Regions from separate parts of the Homo sapiens genome. Here region 1 is linked to region 2. The links are chromatin contacts, found by Hi-C or POLR2A ChIA-PET in ENCODE. All regions are on one chromosome and are shown on one strand. Each heading gives the region's core, a stretch centred on a gene start or an enhancer-like site at or near the end of the contact. The rest is flanking DNA. Distances are from core to core; before and after follow the strand shown. Region 1 holds the start of CUL4B (cullin 4B). Region 2 holds the start of DOCK11 (dedicator of cytokinesis 11).

Region 1 (4,230 bases), core at 1,731-4,230, 2.1 Mb before region 2:
TTACTAGAATGTAGTTAAATATTAACAGGACTCAGCTATCATTTAGGTTAGTAGAAAAGTTTATCTTTGTATGGCAAAAGCAGCTTTCTCTTATCTTTATGTCCATTCCCTTTCAGTTGCACTAATATTTGTAATTTTTTAAAATGGCTAGCACTTCATATACCCTCCTAAAGATTTTAACTACATGAATTAGAACAACCTTGTTCATTAAATCCTGAAAATGAGTCAGTTAATCCTCCCTTATAAAGACACAGCATTATTTTATTCACATGCAATGAAATACTCAATTCAATAAGCATTTACCCTGCATTTACAGTGGTTCAGCATTTTGTGAACTGTGAGACACGATAAAGGAAAGTTCAATGTATTAAGGTGTCTTTCCTGGCCTTAAGAGTTTACTGTTTCTATTTGGGCAGCAAGAACTATATGGTAGGCCCAGCACTTTGGGAGGCTGAGGCAGGCGGATCACTTGAGGCCAGGAGTTCGAGACCAGCCTGGCCAACATAGCAAAACCCTGACTCTACTAAAAATACAAAAAAAATTAGCAGGCGTAGTGATACATGCCTGTAGTCCCAGGTACTCAAGAAGGCTGACGCACAAGAATCGCTTGAACCCGGGAGGCAGAGGTTGCAGTGAGCCAAGATTACACCACTGCAGTCCAGCCTGGGCGACACAGCAAGATTCTGTCTTCAAAACAAAACAAAATGAAAAAAACTATGTGGTATATTCAAAACAGATAGGAGTGCTTCCATCTGTCTCCTTTCAGGCCCCCATCTCCCTTCTCAGCGGTTCTAAGTTCCATTAGAGCCTTGCTTTCAGCAGGCTGTCATCAAATAGCAATGATATTGTCTAATAATGCCAAAGGTTGATTTGCATTTTAATCAGGGACTTTTCAAGACACAAAAACAAGTGGGCCTGTTTAAACAAAGTTAGAAAGTTGATTTATTTGCAGGGTTCTGATTCACCTATCACAAGGTATACCATACAAGCTGCTTTTACTCCACTCACAATCCTGTCACCCCTGGTTTGTAAAAGCTCTGCTTGCTGGATTGTCTCCCTGCTATCTATGATCGCCTACAGAGTAGACTCCAAATTCTTGGCTTGGTGTGCCAGGCACTTTTGAGCCTCATCTTCCTTACTCCCAGCCAGACATCCTACTTCCCAGCCTCACTGCACTTTCCATGTTTCCATAAACAGGCCTGGCCCTTTCACTCCTTGCTTTGCCCTTGTTTCCGTTCCCCAGAATGCCTTTCATCCTGTTCCCTCTTCTCTTTTTGGCAACTCCCACTTTGAGACACAGCATAAACATAATCTCTGTAGAACTCTTCCTATTCCAGATTTCTCCCAAATTTCTTGTTTTGCCTCTTCTGACAGCACTTTGTATATATGTCATATTATTGTTATGGAAATTAGTTTTGAAACTATCTTCCCCTACTGGCTTCTCAAGGGCAGAGACCTTGCATAGTCTTACCATACATGCTAACTGAATGCTTTTGCAGTTAGAATGATCAACAGGTTGGCAAATTTAGTTTTTGATATTGTGTTACCTCCCTCTGAGAATGCCCCAAGGTTAAGTAAAAACTCCCAACAGGGAATTTACAAGGTTTATTGTTGCTAATTTAACCAAACTTAAAGATTTTTTAAATCAATAATCAATTGTAAAGCATGGGGTCATGAAACACATTAGTAGAAAACACTGACTTTTGCCGATATGGTTCTAAAATGTCTCCTTTGGGACAGCGTGTAAACTGAGATTTGGCAAAAGAAGGAAGTGGGTCTTAGCTTTGTTGGGTCTATAAATTACTGAGTTAAGGACTGATAGAGTGGGGGTTAGGACGATCCTGGGCATAGTGCTGGGTGGGTGAGGGGTTAGTTACCTTTCCATTTCTTCGCCTTAGAATACACACTTAATTTGGCCAGCCAGCTTAGAAAATGCTCCTGGTAGTAAGATAAAAGGATTTACAGCTACATGAAAGAGAAAGGCATCAAAATTCAGGCCTTATTCAGCCTTGGGTCTGTGGTGCCTTGAGATAAAAGAGAAACAATTTATACCGGCACCGAATTAAAAAGTCCTTTTCTTCCTATCTTAGCTCGTTTTCTTCTCCTTTCCTATCTTAACATAGGGACATTCCTCTCCAGCAGCGGGCATAATGGCATGATTATGTTTTCCTCTATTTAGGGTTACTCCCCTAGCCTTGCAACCACTCCTTATTCTTTCATCTCTTTCAAAGTTTCTATTCTCCCGGACCCTTACGTTTTATTCCGTCCCTCCCTCTCTCCTCCTCTTCCTCCTCCTCCGTTTTCCCAGCTAGCTCACTCCGCCCCTCGCCGTCACTACCTTCCCTCCCCCGAGGCTCCTTCCCGCTCCTCCCGCCACCCCCCCCACCCCCTCGCCTTCAGAAAGCTCCAATCAGGAGCTCCGAAGGTGTCTCGAAGGCCCGCCCCCTCCTCCTATCCACTTTTCTTCCCCCCAATTTCTCCCTCCCCCCTTCCCCCCCCCACTCAAGTCCTGCGGACCTGGGGGCTTCGGGATCTGGGCGCTATGAAAAGTGTCTGCCCAGTCACTTCCGGTAAGGGCGCTGCGGCGCGAAGCTTCCCGCGGGACCGTTAAGGAGGGAGTGGGAGTTCCCGGTGGGCCAGGGAAGGAAGGCGCTGCCAGGAAAGGGGATCGCGAAGGGGAGCGGGAGCAGGAGCGAACTAGCGCGAGCGTCTGGGGCACTTTAGCCGCCCCTTTCCAGCCGCCCCCTCACGCGCGAGCTCCCCCGCCCCCCGGGCGGCTGCAGCGCTTCCCTCACCCCCACTCCCTGAGGTTGACACCGCCCCTCCCTCGGCGCCGCGTGACCGGAAATGGCGCCATCTTTAGCCTCTTGTGCTATTGACAATAACAAGCCCTGGTTCTTTCCCCCTCCCCCTTTCCCCCAACCACAGCCTCTCCCCTCCCAGGGAGAGGGAGAAAAGGAGGAGGAGCTGCAGCCTCACAGACTCGCTGAGTCGCTCCTGCAGAAAGGGGGGGAGAGAGATCGAAAAGCAGGGGAGGGGGACGGCACGGCCGTTTACCTGTCTGCCTCCTCATTCGCTCTCCCCCCTCGTTCTGCTCACTCCTGGTGTCAGCCTATCCGCCTTCCCAAACCCTCCCATTCCCCCGGTGTAGCCCCCCCCTTCACTTTCCTTCTCGTCCTCTGTGTTTCTCCTCTCTTCTTTCTTCCCTTCCCCCTCTAGCATTGCTACCTTCTCTCCTACACGCACGCAGGCATATAAACGTAGGTTTTTGATGCTCCTCTGCCTGTTGACCCCGCTATTTTCATGTTTCCAACAGGTTTTTCTTCCCCCAGTCCCTCAGCTGCTGCTGCTGCTCAGGAGGTCAGATCTGCCACTGATGGTAATACCAGCACCACTCCGCCCACCTCTGCCAAGAAGAGAAAGTTAAACAGCAGCAGCAGTAGCAGCAGTAACAGTAGTAACGAGAGAGAAGACTTTGATTCCACCTCTTCCTCCTCTTCCACTCCTCCTTTACAACCCAGGGATTCGGCATCCCCTTCAACCTCGTCCTTCTGCCTGGGGGTTTCAGTGGCTGCTTCCAGCCACGTACCGATACAGAAGAAGCTGCGTTTTGAAGACACCCTGGAGTTTGTAGGGTTTGATGCGAAGATGGCTGAGGAATCCTCCTCCTCCTCCTCCTCATCTTCACCAACTGCTGCAACATCTCAGCAGCAGCAACTTAAAAATAAGAGTATATTAATCTCTTCTGTGGCTTCGGTGCATCATGCAAACGGCCTAGCCAAATCTTCTACCACCGTCTCTAGCTTTGCTAACAGCAAACCTGGCTCTGCTAAGAAGTTAGTGATCAAGAACTTTAAAGGTAACCAAGGCCAAAATCCATAATCACCTAATAAGGATTTGACACTCGAGGGGTCACGTGCTCTATTTATGTTAATATATTAAACAGTTTGGAGGTGGCCTAATGTTTTATGCATAATCAATGAGGTGGAGGGGAGGTCCTTTTTTGGTGGAGGGTTCATTTTCCGGGGGTGGTTAGGATCCTTGTGCTGAAGCATACACCGGGTGTTTCTGTGCAGTATTTTGAGGTCTTTTTCAACCTATTGTATTTAATCTGTTATTCCTTATAACACTGACAATCGGTATGATTGATCCGGATTTTGCAGGTGAGAAATTTGTATTCTAAAGAGGTTTATTTATTTCAGGTGCATAGCGAGCCTTGGCATTGCTGGG
Region 2 (4,164 bases), core at 931-3,430:
CCTCCTTCGCCATAGAATCAATGGTCAGGAAGGAGCCGCTGAACCTACAATGCACAAAATTCTTTTGAAAACCTAAAAACAGGGGAAAGAATGCTAATGTTAACTTTTTGCTGCTAGGGTGGCAGGTCAAGTGCTGATCAAATCCCAGTGGAAGTTTTCTTAGTCCCATTTATTCTCGAGAAATCTGGCCACCTACAGCTTTCTTCACGTGTTGTGGTAGAAGGCCAGCCAACCCCGCTCAAGGAAGGTTTTTTGTTTTCTCTGAATTTAGGAAAGCGTTCTCTGCTAGGTAGATTGAATCACGTGTTAACAATCACCCAAGATGAGAGCCCTGGTATAAATGCTCTGCACACAGCTTGCCTTCCTCTCTTAACTGGCTGTGATGACAGGCAAGGCTCCAATCTGACCTCAACAGGTCCTCACTCCAAAATCAGACTGAAATACACAAGCCAAGTCCATTAAAGTAACATTAAAGGTCTGGATTTAGCTCCACTAAACAGCAGAATTAAACTTTCAAGGGTCTAGCCACAATAAAGAGATTTCTTTAAAGTCACTTAGGTTTGCACAGTTGTAGCTATTAGGGATCAGATCTTTATCTCAAAGGTACATAGTTTACCTTTGATCCTCCTCCAGAACTCCCACTAATGTCAACTTTCTCCACTGTTGGGATCAAGCCCCTGGCCTCCCTTTAATGCTGGGTTTTATTGCTGATTCTACAAGATCAACAGAAAAATTACAAGGAAAAGCTGTGAAGTTCCCTTCCGATGACAAGTTGTTTTAACAAAAAGAGCCCTCTCTTAAACGGTGAAATTTAAACACAGCAAACGACTCGCTGTAAAATGGAGCTGAGGGAGACAAAAACAAACAAAAACAACAACCAAAAAACAAAGTAACAAAACAAACACTAATTAATCAGTCCGATTGCTTATTCAGGGTTTGTTCGCTTGTCCAGGAAACTGGCAACGAGTGTCTTGAAAACAAGAGAAGGGGCAAGTGCCCGTTAGCACCCTTTAGCCTTTCTCCAGAGTCAGACAATCTGGATAAGGCTGAGGGTGCTCTGGGAGGGTTCCCAGGGAGTCAGCGCGCTTTCGAATCCCCATCCCCCAGTCCTGAGCTGTGGGGCTCTGACCCCAGGTCCTCCATCCCTGGACTGACACACCCAGTCTTCCCCCAAATCCCCACGGCACCGTCCCCTTGGTCCCCTTGCCTCTGGAGCGCTCGCGTGTCCCCGAGGGACACACTCTCCCTGCGGTGGATGACCCTGCGCCCACTCTGTCGCAGAACCCCGTTGTTTCTAATGCCCTTCCTCCGCAGCAGCACCCCTTCAACACCCATCACCACCCTCTCTCCCCAGTTGCAGGAGGAAGTCGCTCTGCTTCCTCTGTTCTCACCGCCAGCCCGAGCTTGGGCGCCCGGGGCTTTCTGGGTGGGGTTCTTTTTTGTGTACACAGTGTGTGTATGTGTGCGCGCGAGAGTGTGTGTGCCAAACGCTCATCGCATCCTTCCGCCTAGGCGGCCTCAGGTGCTCGCGGGAGGGGATCAGGATCTCGTCGTGCCCTTGTCCCCGGCTCTTTGTGCCGAGTCCAGAGCAGCGCGAGGTCAGCTCTTTAGCTCACACCCCCGGCCCCGACCCTGGGTGGGAGCCTCCGCCTCCGCCTCCTCCGCAGCCGTCCGAGCCCGGCTTTTGCCCGTCTGCTTCCATCCCGGCGCACGCCTCCGCCGTGCCGGGCGGCCGGAGAGCTGTCAGCCGGCGCCTGGGACTCGGACCCCGGCCGGCGGCTGCCGGTGCGAAAACTTACTGGAGCGGAGAAAGACAGCGCGCGGCGCACCAAGCGGCCGCACTGGCGCCGTTCCTGCCCCTTCCCGCGTCGCTCCCGCCTGGAGCGCGTCCCCCGGGATGCCCCGTCCCCCGGCCACTCACCAGCACCACGGAGCCCCGCACGGCCTCAGACACGCTCTGCCGGAGCTCAGCCGCCGTGCCAGGCTTGCTGAGCCGTTTGGTGAATTTGCGCACTTCGGCCATGGCAGCGGCGGCGGGCGGGTCTCGGCGGGCGGGCGGACCTCGGCGGGCGGGTGGACTCACTGCCCCGGCCCGCGGCGGCCGCGGCCGCTGCTGCTCCCTCTGTTTACTCGCCGGCCGGCCGGCCACATCGCAGCTCGGCGGCGGCGCGGCTCACGCTGCTCCTCCCTCCCACCTCCCACCCGCTGCTCCTCCCTCGTTCCCTCCTTCCCTCCTTTTCTCGCTCGCTTCGCCCGCTCACTGTCCTGCCCCACGGCGTCGGCGGCGGCAGCTCCCTCCCCTAGAGGGCCCGAGCTCCGATCGCCACCAGCCGAAGCAGGAGGGTGTGTCTGATGGGGAAGGGTGTGTAGAGGGGGAGGGAGAACTGGAGGTGGGGGCGAGGGTCACGAGGGAAGAGGGGGGAAGTGGCTACCGCTCGGGCTCCGCCCGCAGCTGATGTTGCTGGTGCAGCCGCATCCGGGAGGGGAGATCTGGGCTGCTTCTTTTTTTCCGCTTGAGTGGGGAGGGCGGGGTGGGGTGGGGGAACAGAGAGGGGTGATGAAATGTCTCCAAGAGTGGGGCGTGCTCCTCTCCCGCCCTAGTGCTCCTCTCCCGCCTCCGAGCTGCAGTGCCCGCAGGAGGGCTGGAGAACTCTCACGTCCCTCCACCCCGCAAGCCCCCAGGGCCCAGGCGGCTAGGGGCTGGAAAACAACGTGGAGCAGCCGCCTTTTGTGTGCTCCTTGGGGAAGGGTCGCACCAATGTCGAAGGACAGAGAGCTGCTTTCCAGCGTGAGCGGCTCGACTGGGTCCCCCTCCTCGCCCACACCGTTTTCCTACTCAGTTGGCTCACCTAACAGGGGGCAACACTGGGGAGAGAGCATGCTTCTGGAAGTGGGAACTTATTGTGGCGGCACCCCTCGCTCCGTCCCCCACGGGGGAGAGCTGGGTGGTGGAGCCTGAGCCTGTGGCAGGTGATCCCTAGGTCAGCACTGACTGCACCAGGAGTGGGGTGGGGGTGGGCATTAGGATGAGCCTGTGGCAGGTGATCCCTAGGTCAGCACTGACTGCACCAGGAGTGGGGTGGGGGTGGGCATTAGGAAGGCCATCTCCCTGGGTTTGGTGGACTTACCAATCTTATAGTAGCTTTTACAAGTGCCCTGCACTCACCTCTCCATTTCCTATTCATCTCCTTACTCTTTTCAGCTTCCAAGAAATTGTTTTTCCAAGAATCAAAGAACATCTCATAACAGGGTATAAAACGAACATGCTTAAGACAGAAATAGGGACGGGAATCTTGAAGTACTAGTGACCCTGTCAGACCTCCTGAAGTGCAGAGTGAAAGGCTCCACTGATGGTGGCAGTTTTCTATCTGGTTATTTCATTTGTTGAGAGTTTGAAAATGGCCCTCAGTCTGGGGGACCGAGCAGCCCTTCTGAAAGCAGTCCTACCACCACCCATCGGGCACTTTCCCCACCCTCAAAGACCAAACAGTCTTTTAGGGGACTTTATTATGGAAACAAGGGCATGCGTGGTGATGGTTTCTTTGAACCCAGAAAAGGCCAAGTCTCTTCGCAGTAAGCCTATTTCAGCCATCCCATCAGTCTCAATAAAGCATATATGGAGGCTCCTAGAGGGCCTGGGACCTGGAAGTCCTCTAAAGACATTCTGTCACAAATCTTAGTTTTGCACAGTACGTGTAAAATTTGTTAATTGTTGCGTGTAGGCTGATCTCCAAGAATTCATACCCTCTGTTCCATAAATGCCTGTGTGGCTCATGCTGTTGGTTACCACCACAATAGCTATAACACTTTTTGCTTGCAAAGAGAGCCCAGATTTACTTCAGATATAGGGCAGAGCCACAGGGTTTAAGGAAGGCAGGCCCAACTCCAGGTGATGAATCATGACTGATGAAAAAACCATGATAAGCTCCCTCTTATTGACTAGTGGGATGGTCTAGACTCCCAATCGGTTTGGGCCAATAAGATATAAGAGGGAAGTGTGAGAGGAGGGTTCCTGGGAAAGTTTTTCTACCTTGATGAAAAAAAAAGGAGAGAGGCCCAGGCCCCACTTTCTTCCTGAGAGGGATGTTTTCTTGCAATGCTTTGGCCCTTGGCAGCCATATTGCAACCATGAGGCAAGGCCAAGGCAATCTCAGAGAAGCCAAT

The links. Hi-C counts contacts between places; a loop is a spot of excess contacts on that map. ChIA-PET counts read pairs that join two places held with the same protein, here RNA polymerase II (POLR2A). Pooled maps may share reads with other maps.
Region 1: a pooled map shows a loop between it and region 2 (16-fold over the local background). The contact joins the promoter of CUL4B here to the promoter of DOCK11 in region 2. A Hi-C loop is called at or near these places in 6 of 50 pooled maps. POLR2A ChIA-PET finds 5 or more read pairs at or near these places in 2 of 52 experiments (OCI-LY7 and activated B cell).

Annotation. Positions count from the first base shown.
Region 1 is chrX:120,559,712-120,563,941 of GRCh38, reverse strand. CUL4B (cullin 4B) reads left to right here and starts at 2,980. Exons shown (of 20, transcript NM_001079872.2): 1 at 2,980-3,859. The coding sequence starts at 3,304. RefSeq lists silencers at 2,331-2,380, 2,681-2,760 and enhancers at 2,141-3,025, 2,734-3,028, 3,026-3,911.
Region 2 is chrX:118,493,831-118,497,994 of GRCh38, reverse strand. It overlaps DOCK11 (dedicator of cytokinesis 11), which reads right to left and starts at 2,180. Exons shown (of 53, transcript NM_144658.4): 1 at 1,922-2,180. The coding sequence starts at 2,023. RefSeq lists silencers at 1,653-1,712, 1,883-1,942, 2,033-2,112, 2,223-2,362 and enhancers at 1,392-2,370, 2,773-2,842.